2 separate regions of the Homo sapiens genome follow, and region 2 is linked to region 1. A link is a loop called in an ENCODE intact Hi-C map of the cell type or tissue named here. Cell type or tissue: OCI-LY7. All regions are shown on one strand. Each heading gives the region's core, and the rest is flanking DNA. Links, peaks and the distances in the headings are about the cores only.

Evidence for each region. Hi-C counts contacts between places; a loop is a spot of excess contacts. Peaks named below come from ENCODE experiments on the same cell type or tissue, not always from the same donor. Only the 100,000 strongest peaks of a DNase experiment are listed, where the experiment ranks them.
Region 2: it touches region 1 in a loop (5-fold over the local background); 76 of 110 quality-filtered maps call a loop at or near these places.

The regions. Positions count from the first base shown.
Region 1 is chr1:92,854,313-92,863,648 of GRCh38, forward strand. All of the region lies in intron 2 of DIPK1A (divergent protein kinase domain 1A), which reads right to left. Among named protein-coding and RNA genes, the nearest start is that of SNORA66, 18 kb to the left of the region's middle. In OCI-LY7, for the core only: a CTCF peak has its summit at 4,773 (motif pointing right); a DNase peak (open chromatin) is centred at 4,769; H3K4me3 peaks cover 822 bases; H3K27ac peaks cover 1,424 bases.
Region 2 is chr1:92,946,225-92,955,560 of GRCh38, forward strand. All of the region lies in intron 1 of DIPK1A (divergent protein kinase domain 1A), which reads right to left. Among named protein-coding and RNA genes, the nearest start is that of DIPK1A, 11 kb to the right of the region's middle. RefSeq lists enhancers at 3,644-3,703, 5,109-5,198 and silencers at 3,688-3,982, 8,284-8,467. In OCI-LY7, for the core only: CTCF peaks have their summits at 4,983 (motif pointing right), 5,183, 5,744 (motif pointing left) and 5,961; DNase peaks (open chromatin) are centred at 3,867, 5,047, 6,322, 7,517 and 2 weaker places; H3K4me3 peaks cover 5,778 bases; H3K27ac peaks cover 6,826 bases.

The DNA.
Region 1 (9,336 bases), core at 637-8,636:
AAGAAAACAGAAACAGAAATATCTGTTATGTAATTTGTTCACAACTACAAAATAATAAAGCCAGGATTCTAGCCCAGTCAGTTTGGCTCCAGAGCCCACTCTCTTAATGACTATTGTATATTGCTCAGAATGGCACAGGCTCCTCAGGCCTGCCTCCTGTACCCTCCTACCAATACTCCTTACAGTTTGCTTGGAGGATATGGGCAGTCCTGATAGAGATCAAGAGCCCTGCCCATGTGCAGAGTTAAGTGTCAACACCAAGGCACTGTTGCCCTTCAGCTAGTAGTAGTGGAGAAGTTCCTGGACAAGCCCTTGGCTATGACCTGGTTTCTCTTTCAGATCTGTCTGTAGCTAAGAATATTAAGTTTCATCTTCAGGAGAGGAGCAAAGCAATCTAGTTCTTAAACTCAAGTTTGGGAGGCCACTTGGGAGAGGCCCAATGCCTTTCTTCCATCTGGTCAACCTCTGGGGATATTTTAGAAAATGCAGAACCATCTGTTAGGCATATCTGCTTGGTAGCAGATGGCCCGCAATTTCATTGGCATGTTTCTTCCTTGATGCAAAGGTGATGGGAAGTCTGAGGCCTCATTAGGAGGAGCTTGAGTGAAAGCTCCTGTAGGTATGGTTTAGGGTTTCCAAGGAAGTCATATCATATAGACCACATTCTCTGACCACATATAAATAAAAAATAAGTGGAAGAAAAAAAGTCAAGTTGAAGTCCCATAGCTCAAACATGGCCCATTGCAAAAGAAAAGAGAAAAAAAAAGACCAAAAAACTGTACAATTTTTTTAAAAAGTAAAAAGTAAAACAAAAAAACAAACATATGTTTGGAAACTAAAAAGCATATTCCTAAATAATTTGTGGGTTAAAGTAGAAATTACCATGGAAATGCAGAAATATTTAGAAGTGAACAACAATGCAAGTGTATATATCAAAACTTGTGGGAGGCAGCCAAAGCAGTTCTTACAGTGAAAATTATAGCAATTTCCAAATTTAAACGCAATGACGAAAAAACCAAGATACTGAATATAAATAATCGCTCAACTAAAGAGACTTAAAAAAACCAACCAACCAACCAAACAAACAAACAAAAAAAACCCAACAGACCGGCTCAGTGGCTCACAACTGTAATCCCAGCACTTTGGGAGATCAGGGCAGGAGGACTGCTTGAGGCCAGAAGTTTAAGACCAGCCTAGGCAACATAGTGAGACCTCATATCTAAAAATTTTTTTTTTTTTAAATTAGCCAGGCATGGTGGTGTGTGCCTGTAGTCCCAGCTACTCAGGAGGGTGAGGAAGGAGGATCCCTTGAACCCATGAGGTTGAGGCTGCCACGATCATGCCATTGTACTCCAGCCTGGGCAACAAAGTGAGACTCTGTCTCTAAGAAAAAAAAAAGAAAACCCAACAATAATGAAAATAAACTCTCAAAATAAGTAGGAGAAAAGAAATAATAAATGAAGAAATAAATGGAAAAAAAATCAGGCCAGGTGTGGTGGCTCACGTCGATAATCCCCAGCACTTTGGGAGGCTGAGGAGGGTGAATCACTTGAGTCCAGGAGTTCCAGACCAGACTGGACAACATGGCAAAACTTTGTATCTACAAAAAATACAAAAATTAGCCAGGTGTGGATGCACACCTGTGTCCTAGCTACTCGGAAGGCTGAGGTGGGAGGATGGCTTGAGCCCTGGAGGTCAAGGCTGCAGTGAAATGTGATTGTGCCACTGCACTCCAGCCTGAGTGACAGAGTGAGACCCTGTCTCAAAATAAATAAATAAATAAAAATAAAAAGGTAGCTCTTTGAAAACTTTACCAAAAAAGATACACTTTTAGCAAGACTGATTATGAGAAAAAGAGGAGAAACAAACATTATTAGGAAAGAAAAGAGTAGTGGTGGCAAAAAAATAGAAACAATTTATGGTAATACATTTGAAATAAACAATTTTTCTAGAAAAATATACATAATAGAAAGTCATACAGGAACAAACAAAAAAGCTGAATTAGATTAATACATATAAAAATTGAATCAATAACCAAAAATGTTTCCTTCCAAAGAAAGCAGGCCAATAACTCTATAAAAGATTAGTTTATTTACTATTATTTATTATTATTATTATTTTTTGAGACGGAGTTTCCTCTTGTTGCCCAGGCTGGAGTGCAATGGCACGATCTCGGCTCACTGCAACCTCCTCCTCCTGGGATCAAGCGATTCTCCTGCCTCGGCCTCCCAAGTAGCTGGGATTACAGGTGTCCACCACCAAGCCCAGGTAATTTTGTATTTTTAGTAGAGATGGGGTTTCTCCATGTTGGTCAGGCTGGGCTCGAACTTTTGACCTCAGGTTATCCACCCGCCTTGGCCTCCCAAAGTGCTGGGATTACAGGCGTGAACCACTGCGCCAGGTCTTGAGAGATTAGTTTTAAGGAAGGAAAAAAAGAAAAGGAAAAGAAGAGAAAAGACAAGATAAGACAAGATGTGATGCAGGCCAGGGTACAGTCTTGGAAGGACTGCAGCATGCCATCTAGGTGCAGTACTGGGAGATTTGCCATCCAGATGCAGTTTGTGAGAGTGGAAAATGGGTAAGAACGTTAATGCCCCTCAACAGGAGAATGGTTGAATAAAGTGGTATATTCATAGTACGAAATACTATGCAGTCATTAAAATGAAATAAATAGGCCCAGACATATCAACATAATGTGAAATAGAAACAATTTCAGAATGACGTGAGCAGTTTAGTACCATTTATTAAAGTTTAGATATATGCAAACATAAACATAGTATTTATGTACCCCTGCCACATGCAGTGAAAGTAGAAAAACATCATGGCAAAAACTCATACCAAATTCAAGATGGTGATTCCTCTAAAGAGGGAGGAAGGAGAATATCAGGCAGGATAAGAGAGCTTCAACTATACCTGTAATGTTTTACTTCTTTTTAAAAATGAAGCAAATATGGCAAAAGGTTAAGATTTGTTAAGAAGGTGGTAGCTACACAGCGTTTGTCATATTGTTTTTTTTTTTTTTTTCTGAGATGGAGTTTCGCTTTTGTCACCCAGGCTGGAGTGCAGTGGCGTGGTCTTGGCTTACTGCAAACTCCACCTCCCCAGTTCAAGTGATTCTCCTGCCTCAGTCTCCCGAATAGCTAGGATTATAGGAACCTGCCATCACGCCCAGCTAATTTTTGTATTTTTAGTAGAGATGGGGTTTCACCATGTTAGCTAGGCTGGTCTGGAACTCCTGACCTCAGGCGATCTGCCTGCCTTGGCCTCCCAAAGTGCTTGGGATTACAGGAGTGAGCCACCGTGCCCGGCTGTCATATTGTTTTTTATATGCCAATACTGTTCTATGAGATTTGCATGTATATATCTTAAATTCTCAAAATCTCCCTATGGAATAGGTATTACCATTATCTCCATTTTATTGATAAAGAAACTGAGGCAAGAGAGGTTAAGAAGAGGGTAAGAAATTTACAGAGAGCAGGTTAATGGCAGAGTTGGAACCTGAGCCCAGATAGTCTGCCTCCAGAGCCTGTTCTTTTAACCACTAAAGTAACAGAACCAGGATTATTTATGTTGGAGAGGAGCATGCAGAGCAGGTTTAGCACCGACTGTGTCAGATACCCCTCCCGAGTGCACCCACTAAAGGTGTCTCTGGTCATTCCCTCCATACAAGCAACTCACAACAGGGCTAGGACTTTCATCCTTATTTCCTGAGGACTTTGTACAATGCCTGACGCATAATCAAATACAGATAAAAAAGCACTTGCCAAATGGATGAATGAAGTGTATGCTGGGTTTTTATCCGGAAGTAGGGCCCTCTGTCATGAACAATTCATGGGATCGGACTTAAAGAGTGATATCCTTCCACTGTCCTGATCTTGGGCTCCTGAATCTTAAGAAACACTTCATCTTAACTCTGTTCAATGTCAGGATTTAAACATGACTCTTTCCACAACCATCTTTCAATAATCATCTTGGGAGTTTATATTTCTTTCCTGACACTATTTTCTTCCTCCCTTCTTTCTGTATATTCTGAAATCTAACATTATTTGTGTCCAAGTTATCTTCCCTTGTGGAAAGCTGGATGATTTGAAGGCAGATACTTGGTTACATTCATCTTCAAACCTCCCCTCCTCTCTAGCACACAGCACAGTTTGGTATTTAAGTGTTCCGTAAATGTTTATTAAATAACCAACATAAATAGTGGCTTTGGCTTTAAAATCTCATTGAGGATTAAAGTGCATACTTTTCTATAATATTTAATACTTTTTTTTTTTAAAGCACAAACCAGGTAGCTCATTAGTAAACTTATTGGGAAGCAGTAAAGACTAGTCTGGCATTCAGCTACAAGACAAATTCTAGTTCTAAGAAAAAATCTCAAGCCAACCCTTCATCAAAGAGGCAGTTACAATGAGCAGGCTCTTCCACTTGTGGCTTACATCAAAAACCAAAAGCAAATTTCCCACATGCTTGTATAGAAAGGATGGTTGGCCACGTACTGTTTTGTTTTGTTTTGTTGTTTTTCAGGCACAGCCACAGACACAAACTGTAATTACTGTCAGTAAAACGATATTCTAAATAAAAAGACACAGAAATTATAGAGAATGTTTCACTTTACCATAGGATGATCAGCGAAAACATCAAAGGTTTTTCCTGTCCTAAGATTGTTCTTTACTCCGGTGATTCTCCTAAATGCCTCTCTTGCCTGCACATACCTCATCAAACCAGGAGATGGCACTCTTTAGTCTTATTTGACGAAACCCACCCGAGTTGAATGAATAATTTCATCAACTATGGAAACTATACCACAAGGGGGCAATAACAATGAACAGATGTATACTACCAGGTTTTAAGTAATTTTCTAAGATGTGTGTTCTAAAAATGTATTTCAGACAAACTCATCAATTTTTCCTAAGGAAAAAAAATAGCTGAGTTGGGTTAACAATGCCTGAAAATCTTCCACGTCTCTCGTCAACACCCTCTCCCGTTCCCCGTATCAACGATACTAAATCTTCACCATTTTCTAGACTTGCACTTCATGTTCGCGTTCTCATCCTCTCTCTCTCTCAGCCATTAAAAGTGCTCAAATCTCTCTCCCCCCTGCCCGCAACACACACATCCTCTCCACTCTTTCCTTCCTTCGGTTATAATAGAGTCTGCAATTTATTTTAGAATTCCTCAGCACACACAGTTTAATATATGTGTGTAAGTTATAGTCCAGATGTCTCTCATATCCAAATCAGGAATGCACAGGTGCTTGGCTAGAGCTGTAATCAGGAAGCCAATGCTCGAGGCAGCTACTCCAAGCGCTTCTATATTCCTTATCTCCTTACTTTGATCAAGATTGGTCAATTTCTGAGACTTGTTAATTAGGAAATCTGGCTTTTATTGGTGAAATTTGTCATTTTCTCGAGACAGGGTCTCACTCTGTCGCCCAGGCTGGAAGTGCAGTGGCATGATCACAGCTCACTGCAGCCTTGACCTCCTGGGCTCAAGCAATCCTCCCACCTCAGCTTCCTAAGTAGCTAGGATTATAGGTGCATGCCACCACCCTGGCTAATTTTTTATTTTTAGTAGAGATGGTGTGTCAATTTGTTGCCAAGGCTGGTCTCAAGCTACTGGCCTCAGGCAATCTGCCTGCCTTGGTCTCCCAAAGTGCTGAGATTACAGGCATAAGCCACTGCACCCGGCCTGTGGTTTGTTAAATAGCATGATAAATGGATGGATAAATATTACAAATGAATGATAACTGGTAAAATTAAAGGTATCTAAGATATGTGTTGTGGATTGGCTGAAATATGAGATATTCCATACCTTTTAATGAAGAGGTTTTAAGAACTAGTTGAGGCTATAATCTTTACCTTTAGGGAGGTACCTGGAGCTAACAGTTTTACAGTTAGAGGTTCTCAAACTTTAGAGAGCTTCAGATTGCACGGAGGGCTGATGAAAACACAGTTTGCTGGACCTGTCTCAGAGTTTCTGGACTCAGTAGGTCTTGGATTAGGCTGAAAATATGCATTAATTTTAAGTGCCCACGCTGGCCTAAGAGACCACGTACTGAGAATTATTGGTTCAGAATTTCTAGTGGCCTGATGCTAATTATAAGGAAACACAAGCCTGCCTTTGAAGTATCATTGGTTTTGTCTTGACTAAATCTTTCATGCAAGTTGATAGAGCACTTAAAAAGGCAGACTTGGGGGCCGGACACAGTGGCTCACACCTATAATCCCAGTACTTTGGGAGGCCAAGGCAGGTGGATAACCTGAGGTCAGGAGTTCGAGACCAGCCTGGCCAACTTGGTGAAACCCAATTTCTACTAAAAAAAAAAAAAAAAAAATGGTGGTGTGCACCTTAGTCCCAGCTACTGGGGTGGCTGAGACAGGAGAATTGCTTGAACCCAGGAGGAGGAGGTTGTAGTGGGCCAAGATTGTACCACTGCACTCCAGCGTGGGCGACAGAGCAAGACTGCATCTCAAAAAAAAGAAAAAAAAAGGCAGGGTTAGAACTTTAATAAGTTTACAGGCAGATTATATGAAATGTTTCATGATTGCTTGAAAATAAATATATTTATTGCAAATAAAATGTTTTATGACTGAATAAATGTCTACATGTCTAGCAGAAATTGCTTTCATTACAACCTAGTAATAAGGTTGCATGGGGGTACTTAATCCTCACTTACATCAAACATCGGTGGATTCAGTTCCTTCTCTCCCTCCTTCCCAATCTCTATGTCTTTTATTTTTTTTCTTGACTTATTACAGTGACTAGGATATTCAGTAATATGTGGAATAGAAATGACAACGTATATCCTTGCTTTGATCCTAATATCAGTGATTATATATTCAGACTTTCACCATTACATAAGATGTTGGCTGTGGGTTTTTCATAAATGTCTTTTATCAGGTTAAGAAAGTTCCCTCCTATTCTTAGTTTGCTAAGAATTGATTGAATTTTGCCAAATGCATCTATTCAGATAATCATATATTAATAGCTTTTCTATTCTCTCTCTCTCTTTTTTTTTTTTTTTTTTTTTTTGAGACAGGGTCTCACTCTGTCACCCAGGCTGGAGTGCAATGGCGTGATCTCGGCTCACTGCAACCTCTGCCTCCTGGGTTCCGGCAATTCTTGTGCCTCAGCCTCCCGGGTAGCTGGGATTGCAGGCAAGAACAACCAGGCATGGCCAAATTTTGTATTTCTAGTAGAGACGGGTTTTTGTCATGTTGCCCAGGCTGGTCTCTAACTCTTGGCCTCAAGTGATCCACCCACCTTGGCCTCCCAATGTGCTGGGATTACAGGCGTGAGCTGCTGCGCTCAGCCAATACTCATAACAGTTTTAACAATGATCTCTGACTTGCAAATTTTAGTCCTTATATTATTTAACCTCCTTCAGCATTTGTCCTGGTTGACCACACTGTTTTAAAACTCTTTCCTATGGCTTCTCTCTTCATATTTTCCTCCTCCTTCTCTAGCAACTCTTTTCAATCTTTTTTGAGACAGGGTCTCACTCTGCCGCCCAGTCTGGAGTGCAGTGGCGTTATGCCTCACTGTAGCCTCGACCTCCCTGGGCTCGGGTGATCCTCCCACCTCGGCCTCCCAAGTAGCTGGGACTATAGGCACGCACTACCACACCCGGCTAAGTTTTGTATTTTTTGTAGAGACGAGGTTTCGCCATATTGCTCAGGCTGATCTTGCACTCTTGAGCTCAAGTGAACCACCTGTCTGGCAACTCTTTATGAGTGTTCTTTATGGAATTCTCTTCCTTTCTCACCATCTTAAGTATTAGTGTTTTCCAGGGTTTTGTTCCATTTTCCTTGTGTTCTCTGTATACCATCATCAGTGACATTCCCACAGCTCTGAGGAATCCTGGCTCTATCCCAGCCTAGGCCTTTTTCGTGAATTAAATATCCAAGTGCTCCCTGAACATCTCTTGCCTCGATTTGGATAACCTAAAAGCAATTCACACTCAATCTATCAAAGACTGAACCCATCACACCCTTCCCTCCTCTGTCCCAAGGTTGTCCTCCTTCATGGCCTGCCTCAGTGGAAGGTGCCATCAACCACCTAGGCACCGAGGGAGGAAGCAGTGAGTTGTCCTAAATTTCTTGTTCTTCCCAATTTCCCCAAACTCAACTGGTCACCAATTGCTGGCAATCAAATTATTTCCTTCATATCCTTTGAGGCTGTTTCATCCCTTCCATTCCCATTGTCAATGCCATAGTTTAAACCCTCGTCACTTGTGCCTGGATTATTACAACTGCCATAAAACAGATCCCCCTGCTTGTGCTGTCTCCTGTCTAATCCACCCTCTCCACTACAAGTAGCAAAATTTTTCTAAAACATAAATCGGATCAGTCACTTCCCTGCTTAAAAACTTCTACTGACTCTCTACTGCTCTGAAGGTAAAAGGCGAACTCCTTACCATGAGATACAAGGTCTGTTATGAGTTTGACCCTGCTTCCTTCACCTCTGCAAACTGCCGTTCATCTTCTCTGCTCTAGCTATGCTATGCCTGGAATGTAGCATTATTTCTCATGTTTGTAGCTTTGCACATGCCTCCTTCTGTCTGCAATGCTCATTCATCAAAATTCAGCTCAGATGTAACCTTTTCCAGAAAGCCTTCTGGGACCTTCTTCATTAGGGTTGCCGAGCAAAATACTGCTTAGGATACACTTATGCTGAAAAATTATTGTTGTTTATTGGCAATATTTGGGATATACTTATACTCAAGGTAGTCCTAGTTTATTTTAAATTCAAATGTAACTGAGCATCCTTATTTTTATTTGCTACATCTAGCAACCCTAATCCCAGTCTCACTTATGTGCTCCTCCTTTTTATTTTTCCATATCCCCTACTAGTCTGTAAGCATCTTCAGGGCAGGGATACCTCTCATCTCTGTATCCCCAGGCTCAAGCACAGTGCAGTAAGCAGACAATAAATATTTAACTGAAATCAAATGTTTTATTGCTGGCTTGTCTTTTCTAAGTTGGCTTTAACCCTTAGTCTCTTTCTTGCTTCACAGGAATGAGCTAATCCTAACAGTGATACTGCCTGTCCCAGGATTACAAGAAATATCACAAAATATAAGAGAGTGTAGCATAAGACATGAAGGCCACCAGAAGTGCTACTATGATTTAAGATTGGCCGGGCAGTGGTGGCTCATGCCTACAATCCCAGCACTTTGGGAGGCTGAGGTGGGGGAAATCAATTGAAGCTAAGAGTTCAAGACTAGGCTGGGCAACATAGAAAGACCCCTGTCTCTACCAAAAAAAAAAAAAAAAAACCCACAAAAATTAAAATAAAATAGAGATTTCCTTAGAATAGGGTTTATGTGTGTTAAGA
Region 2 (9,336 bases), core at 448-8,447, 92 kb after region 1:
TTTCCTTTATGGAAGAATTAACAAGTCATAATAATATAATATTATTTATAGTTCTCATATTCAAAATTCAACTTATATGGAGACTTGGTTGTATAAAAGGAAAAAATATAAATGTTATCAACTTTGGCAGTGTAAAATTAAAAGTAGCTGACAGAAAGTGGGAAGTAGAAGAGAGGAAAAAACAGGTAGAAAAAGGAGCACATGTTCTCATGTCCCTTCTAAAAAAGGGGAGAGTCAAGAAAGACTGTCAAAAGCGGATAAAATAAGAAACAGTTGTTATTTCTGAGGTTACCAAGTTAAGCAACAGAATAAGTTAAATTAAAATTACAACTATCAAACAATGGAGAGGGATAATGATGTGAGAAAACTAAATATTCATTTTTTAACACCAAGTTAGCAAATATTAACTAAACTTGATAAATCAAGAAACAGAGGTAGGCTGGGCCCGATGGCTCATGCCTGTAGTCCCAGTACTTTGGGGGCTGAGGCAGGCAGATTGCTTGAGCCCAGGAGTTTGAGATCAGCCTGGGCAACATGGTGAAACCCTGCCTCTATAAAAAAATACAAAAATTGGCCAAGCCTGGTGGCACTTGTCTATGGTCCCAACTACTTGGGAGGCTGAGGTGGGAGGATCTCCCGAGCCTGCGATGTTGAAGCGGCAGTGAGCTGAGACTGTGCCACTGTACTCCAGCCTGGGTGACAGAGTGAGACCCTGTCTCAAAAAAAAAAAAAAAAAACCACACAGACATAAAAGTCTATTATGTAGAGCAGTGATCTCCAAATTTTTTTGATAATGCAATCCTTTCAGGAAAATAGTAATAAGCACAAATCCCTGATATAATTATATTTAGTTATTTCTATTCTATGTAAAACTACGACTATACTCATCTATTATATGTATATAGTAACTTACACAAAAATAAAAGTTTTAAGTATGTAAGAATAATTTTGAATGCATTTTTCAAGGCGGGGAAATACTTATAATAATACATCAAAATACAGAAAATCATCAGTTATTCTTATACAAAAATAAACATTTTAAGATATTTTTTAAAAGTATATAAGCTGGGCAAATGATCTGAACAGACATTTCTCAAAAGAAGACATACAAATGGTCAAAACAAGGATAAGAAAATCATCAGGGAAATGCAAATCAAAACTACAATGAGCTATCATCTCACCCCAGTTAGAATGGCTATTACCAAAAAGACAAAAAATAACAAATACTGGCAAAGATGCAGAGAAAAGGGAACTCTTATACACAGTTGGTGGGAATATAAATTAGTACAGCCATTATGGGAAAGATTATGGAGGTTCTTCAAAAAAACTACAAACAGAATTACCATATAATGCAGCAATCCCACTACTGGGTATTTATCCAAAGGAAAGGAAATCAGTATGGAGAGACAGCTGTACTTCCATGTTTACTGCAGCATGATTCACAATAGCCAAGATAGGGAATCAATCAAAGTAATGGAATACTATTCAGCCACAGAAAACAATGAAATCTTGTCTTTCACGGCAATATGGATGAGCCTGCAGGACAGTATGTTAAGTGAAACAAGCCAGGCGCAGCAAGATAAATACCACATGTTTTCACTCATATGTGGAAACTAAAACAGTTGATCTCATAGAAATAGATAGTAGAATGGTGGTTACCAGAGGTAGGAAAAGGTACGGGGGACAGAGGAATAGCTAAAGATTGGTTAACCGACACAAAAGTGCAGCTAGATAGGAGGAATAAGTTCTAGTATTCTACAGCACTGTAGAGTGACTCTAGTTAACAATAATTTATTGCATATTTTCAAATAGCTAGGAGAGGATTTTGTATGTTCCCAGTTTAAAGAAATGATAAAAGTTTAAGGGGATAGACGTGCTAATTATCCTGATTTGATCATTATACTTACATGGAGACTTGGTTGTACAATAGGAAAAAATATAAATGTTATCAACTTTGGCAGTATAAAAGTAAAAGTGTAGCTGACAGAAAGTGGGAGGGACATTCCAAGGCAAAGAGGAAAGGTAGGGTAGACATGTTGACACATGAGACAGCATGTTGTCTGGAAAACTGGAAGTTTTTCAGGATTGCTAGAGCAAATGGTACATGAGGTGGTGGTGGCAGGAATGGAACATGTATTGAAATATCACATTGTACCCCATAAATATGTACAATTATGTGTCAACTAAAAATAATTTTTAAAAACTTTTTTAAAAAGGTAATTAACTTTTTTCTTTAAAAAATAGAGACGGGTTCTCATTATGTTGCCCAGGCTGGTCTCGAACTCTTGAGCTCAAGTGATCCTCTTGCCTCAGCCTCCCAAAGTGCTGGGATTACAGGCATGAGCCACCACACCCAGCTAAAAGGTAGTTAACTTCATATTCATATATATATATTTATTTTATATTTTTTTGTATTTAATATATATACGTATATATACATATGTGTATATATACATGTATATGTATATATACACATATGTATATACACATATATTTTTTATATTTAATATATATGTATATATACATATATATGTATATATATGTGTGTGTGTGTATATATATATATGTGTGTGTATATATATATATTTTTCCCCCCTGAGGTGGAGTTTCACTCTTGTTGCCCAGGCTGGAGTGCAATGGTGCGATCTTGGCTCACTGCAGCCTCCACCTCCCGGGTTCAAGCGATTCTCCTGCCTCAGCCTCACAAGTAGCTGGGATTACAGATGACCACCACCATACCCGGCTAATTTTTTGTATTTTTAGTAGAGATGGGGTTTCACCATATTGGCCTGGCTGGTCTCGAACTCCTGACCTCAGGTGATCCACCCACTTCAGCCTCTCAAAGTACTGGGATTAGTTAACTTCATTTTTTTAAAGCAGCATACAAATAAAGAACCAACGATTTGACATTCTTCTTACCCACTTCTCTACCCTCCCACTCCCACCCCCAAAATTAGAACTTCACCTTCCTTCAGGAAGTATTTGGGGAACTTAAAAAACTTAATAAAGTTAATATACTTTCCAAAATGTATACAATAAATAAAATTTCAAATAATTCTTTTTTTTTGAGACAGAGTTTCGCTCTTGTTGCCCAGGCTGGAGTGCAATGGCGCAATCTCAGCTCACTGCAACCTCCACCTCCCGGGTTCAAGCAATTCTCCTGCCTCAGCCTTCTGAGTAGCTGAGATTACAGGCACCCACCACCACACCTAGCTAATTTTTTTGTATTTTTAGTAGAGACGGGGTTTTACCATGTTGGCCAGGTTGGTCTCGAACTTCTGACCTCAGGTGATCTACCCACCTCGGCCTCCCAAAGTGCTAGGATTACAAGCATGAGCCACTGTGCCCAGCAATAATTTCTTTCAGTACTCAAATTAAGAATCTTATGAACCTCCCAGGATGTGTACAGTTTTCTTTAGAGATATAGCTATAGAAGTAAGAGGCATAGTAACCAGGAAATCCAAAAATATAAATGGTTAAAGAGAGGCTACCTTTAGGGAATAAAGCTAGGGGCAGGATGAAGTGGAAGGAGAAACATAGTTTGTATCATAAGCTCATCTATACTATTTGACTTGCTGTGTACACATTCTTTCAGATAAGGAATTAGTTTATCTAATCAGTTCTATAAAACTCTGTATCTTTACAATTATGTATGCTGATTCATTTCATTCAACAAATATTTTTTCCTCATCTGCTCTGCCCTAGCCACAAAAGACAGAGAAAACTGACATTTTAGCTCTCAAAGAGATCACAGTCTGGGATGGAAGAAGGATATGGAAACCACTGACAACATTTCAGTCTTCTAAGTGCTTAAGAGAAGAGCATGCCAGGTATCATGCACTCGCAGTTTGGGTCACAGAAGAGGTACACTAATACTGTGGAGTATTAAGGAGGGACTGCTGAAAGGTCACTTCCTCTTTGAGTTGAGACTTAAAGGACAAGTAAAAAAAAGACAATAAACCAGATGAATGGGTATGGAGAGCAAATGGGGAAAGGACATTCTAAGGCAAAGAGGAAAGGTGGGGTGGACACGTTGACACATGAGAGAGAGCATGTTGTCTGGAAACTGGAAGTTTTTCAGGATTGATAGAGCAAATGGTGCACAAGGTGGTAGTGGCAGGAATGGAACGACAATATAGGAAGGGGCAAGAAATGAAGAGCGGTGCTCAGAACTCTGCATAGACTCCTAAAGGCAATGGGAAGCCACTGAAGGATTTCACCAGCAGGAAGGGAGACCTGAACAAATTACTTTGGAAGCAATGTGGAGGATAGATCTGAAAGGGTTAGACTGGGCTATTACAATGGGCCTAATTAGACAAAAGGAGATGTGAATTACAGTAACAGCAGAAGAATGAAGATGAGATGATGCATTCAAAAGTTATTTGGGAGGCGGGAGGATAGCTTGCTTGAGCCTGGGACGACGCTGCAGTGAGCTATGATTGTGCCACTGCACTCCAGTCTAGGAAACAGAGGGAGAGCCTGTCTCAAACAAACAAACAAAAAAGAATAGTGTTTATGGTAAAAACAAGTATTTCCAAATGTAATTGTTAGCAGCTATTTTCATTTTCCTTCCTTTAATAAACATCCAAGACTCCTTTCATAGTTATTGCCAGAAGGATTAATATAATCATAGCTCTCTTATAAAAATCTCTTGCTTTGGTACCACCGTTAAACCTAATACTAATAGGAAAGAAACAAAGTATTTTAAGAAATAATTACTTTTTTTTACTATTAGAATTCAATTATATCTTCCTGTGGAGGCAGAATTCTATAGATATCCACCAACATTTCCACCCTCTGGTTATTTCAAATACTAATCCAAGTACTGCTGTGAAGGAGGGACTTTGCAAGTGGAACTAAGGTTACTACTCAGATGACTTTAAAATAGAGATTATCCTGGATTATCTGAGTGGATCCAACGCAATCATACGAGCTCTTAAAAGCAGAAGAGGAAGGCAGAGGAGTTAGTAAGATGAGGCAGAAGAGGGAGGCAGAGAGATGTGAAACAAAGGACTCCACCCATAGTTGCTGGCTTTGAAGTTGGAGAAAGGGAAACATGAACCATGAACCATGAACCATGAAATGCAGGTGGCCTCTAGAGGCTGAGAACAATCCTCAGCCAGCAGCCAGCAAGGAAATGGAGACTCAGTCCTGCAACCACATGTAACTGAATTCTGACAACTGGAAAGAATCTGGAAGCCGAATCATTCCCAAAACTCTAGAAAGAAACTCAGCCCTGGTGACACTGATTTCAACCTTGTGAAACTTGGAGCAGAGAAACAGCTGAGTCACACTGTGCCCTGACTTCTAAGTTAACAAAACTCTGAGATCAGGGTACAAACAAATGGGCGTTGTTTTAAGCCACTAAATTTGTGGTAATTCGTTACAGGAGCACTGGAAAACTAATACTCTTTATTTAATCACTGACTTCAAATATGCTCTGTCAAATCTCATTTTTCTATTAAGAGATGTAACTTTGAACAGAGTTCATACATTTCCAGTCATACTCAATTACTATAAAATCCAGTCTAATTTACTTTCCCCAAACTAATTTTGAAAATGTTTAAACCTACAGAAAATTTAAAAGACTAATACAATGAATACTCTTATACCCTATACCTACCTATATTTATCAACTGCTAACATTGTTCTAATTTATTTGCCTTTTCACTCTTCCTAAATATACATAAATACTCCCCCGCCCCCCACCCTCTCCTTCTCTGTATCAGGCATTCTAAACTGTAGATGATTTTGCCCCCCAGAGGACAACTTATCATCAGGAAAATGAAATTAAAACTACAATGAAATACCAACTCACACCCATGAGAATGGCCACTCTTTAAAAAAAAAAAAAACACACACAAATGTCTGGAGACATATCTGATAGTCACTACTGGGGGAATGCTACTGATATCTAACGGGTAGAGCCCATGGATGCTGCTAAACATCCTGCAACACCAAGTCCCACACAATTATCCAGCCCAAAATATCAATAATGCTGAGATTAAGAAACCCTGCTTTCTGTATATGTATATACAAACATTTTTTTCCTGAACCATTTGTAAGTAAATTACAGACATTATGATACTTTTTACCCTAAAGGCTTTAGTTTTGGCTGGGCATAGTGGCTCACGCCTGTAATGCCAGGACTTTGGGAGGCCAAGGTGGGCCGACTGCTTGAGCCCAGGAGTTCGAGACCAGCCTGGGCAACATGGTGAAACCTGGTCTCTACAAAAAATACAAAAACTAGCCAGGTGTGGTGGCACAGGCCTGTGGGCCCAGCTATTTGGGAGGCTGAGGTGGGAGATCGCTTGAGCCAGGAAGGCTAGGTTGCAGTGAACCATTGAGCCATGATGACGCCACTGCACTCCAGCCTGGGTAACAAAGCAAGACTTTGCCTGAAAAAAACACTACAGTTTATATTTTCTGAAAACCAGAACACTATCCCATACAGCACAATTTAACATTGATACAATACTACTATCCAATATGTAATCCATTTTCAAATTTCCCCGTAATCTAAAAAAAATCCTTTATGGCTTTTTTTTAAAAAAAAATACAGGATCCAATGAAAGGTACATAGGATGGCAGCCTGATCAACATTCTAGATTTAAAATAAATAAGGAGTCCCAATTTTCAAGCAGTGGGGGACAGGGAGTAAAACTTGTGGCACTAGCTCTAAGATCTAATAATAGTCTATGACTCTGATACTATGCTACATCTGAAATGGATGTACTAATTCAGAAGCTTGTTAATACATTAAAATCTCTCTTGGAAGAATATCTTCAAACATGTTTACCCTGTTCTTAAGAAAGGGGAACTCTGCTCACAATAACACATAACCCTGTTGAATAAATATCAATCTGAAACAACAAATCAAGAAGGAACTTTCTCCAAAGAAGATATACAAATGGCCAAAAAGCATATGAAAAGATGTTCAACACCACTAATCATCAGGAAAGTGAATAAAAACTAAAACAAGGTATCAGCTCACGCCCGTGAGAATGGTCACTCTTAAAAAAAAAAAAAGAAAAGAAGTGCAGACGGGGATGTGGAAAAATTGAAACCCTTGTGTATTGTTGGTGGGAATGTAAAAGGGTAAAGCCACTTTGGAAAACAGTATGAAGGTTGCTAAAAAAATTAAAAATAGAATTACCATGTGATCCAACAATCCCACTTCTGGATATACAAAAAAATTGAAAGCAAGATCTCAAAGAGATATTTGCACTCCCATGTTCATTGTAGTACAATTCACAATAGCCAAGAGGTAGAGGCAACCTAAATGTTCATCGACTAATGAATGGATAAAGGAAATGTGGAATATACATACAATGGAATACTATTCACCTTTAAAAAAGAAGGAAATCCTGTCATAATCTACATGGGTGACATTATGTTAAGTGAAATAAGGCAGTCACAAAAAGACAAATGCTGTGTGATTCCACTTATATGAAGTATAAAGCAGTCTAATGGAAACAGAAAGCAGAATGTGGTCACCAAGGGCCAGGGGCAGGAGGAAATGAGGAGTCGTTCAATGGGTAGAGTTTCGACTTTGCAGGATGAAGAAGTTCTAGAGATCTGCTGCACAGATCTTTGTTGCTGCACAAAGTGCATAAAATAGTTAATACTACTATACTATATGCTTAAAAATGGTTAAGATAGCAAATTTTATGTGCTTTTGACCATAATTTAAAAAAACAAAAAATGAAACAGAAAAAAATAACCACCATTCCATGATCACACCTAAGAAAGATAACTATTTAATTTCATTAAATACCCAATCAACAACAAAAAAGGAATTGCTTATTTTCAAAGATAAATTCATTTACTAATATTTTGGGTTATTAAAACATGCACATTGCAATATCCTGGTTTTCTAAACTCGCATACTTCGTAGATTAAAAAGTTTTAAAGGAAAATTATTTGCAAATGATTTGAACATCTAGAAATGAATATGGCCAGACATAGTAGCTCATACATATAATCCTAGCATTTTGGAAGTCCAAGGTGGGAAGGTGCACTTGAACCCAGGAGTTTGAGACCAGCCTGGGCAACAAAGCAAGACCCTGTCTCACAAAAAAAAAAATAAATAAATAAATAAAAGAAATGGATATGTTAAAAATATTAACACTTTATCTTTTCTTTCTTTTTTTTTTTTTTTTTTTTGTTTTGAGACAGAGTCTCACTCTGTCACCCAGACTGGAGTGCAGTGGCGTGATCTTGGCTCACTGCAACCTCCAACTCCCGGGTTCAAGCTCTCCCACCTCAGCCTCCCAAGTAGCTGGGACTACAGGCACATGCCACCATACCCGGCTATTTTTTGTACTTTTAGTAGAGACAGGGTTTCGCCACATTGGCCAGACTGGTCTCAAACTCCTGACCTCAAGTGATCCACCTGCCTCAGCCTCTCAAAGTGCTGGGATTACAGACGTGAGCCTCCGTGCCCAGCCGACAACACCTTACCTCTTCAATCAGACAATGTAAAATGATGGTATTTAACAGGATGATATAGTGTTGCTTTTAGAAACAACTTTTAAAAATAAAAACAATAAAATGTACCTAACTGCTACAAAAAAAGAAAACTTTCATGGAGAATAAAAAATAATACTATAATCCATCAAGATGAAAAACTGGGGCACTCCACAAAAAAACCTGCACACAGATGTTTATGTAGCAGCCTTATTCATAATTGCCAAATACTGGAAGCAACTAAGATGCCCTTCAGTAAGTGAATGGATAAACTGTGGTACACCCAGACAACGAAATATTATTCAGCGTTAAAAAGAAATGAGCTATTAAGCCATGAAAAGCCATAGAGGAGACGTAAATGCATATTACTAAGTGAAAGAAGCCTATTTGAAAAGGCTACCTAAAATACTACGTGATTCCAACTAGATGACATTTTAGAAAAAGGCAAAACTATGGAGACAATAAAGACCAGTGGCTTTTGGGGGCTCAGTGGGGACAGAAGGATAAATAAGCAGAGCACAGATTTTTAAGGCAGTGAAACTACACTCTATACAATAATGATGGATACATGTCATTATGCATTTATCCAAACACACTGAATGTACAACACAAAGAATGAACTCTAATGTAAAACTATGGACTTTGGGTGATAATACGTCAGTGTAAGTTCATTAACTGTAAAACATGTACCATTATGTGGGGGATGTTAAATATAGGGGAGGGGGCTGGGCACGGTGGCTCACGCCTGTAATCCCAGCACTTTGGGAGGCCAAGGCAGGCAGATCACGAGGTCAGGAGATCGAGACCATCCTGGCTAACACAGTGAAGCCCCGTCTCTGCTAAAAACACAAAAAATTAGCCAGGAGT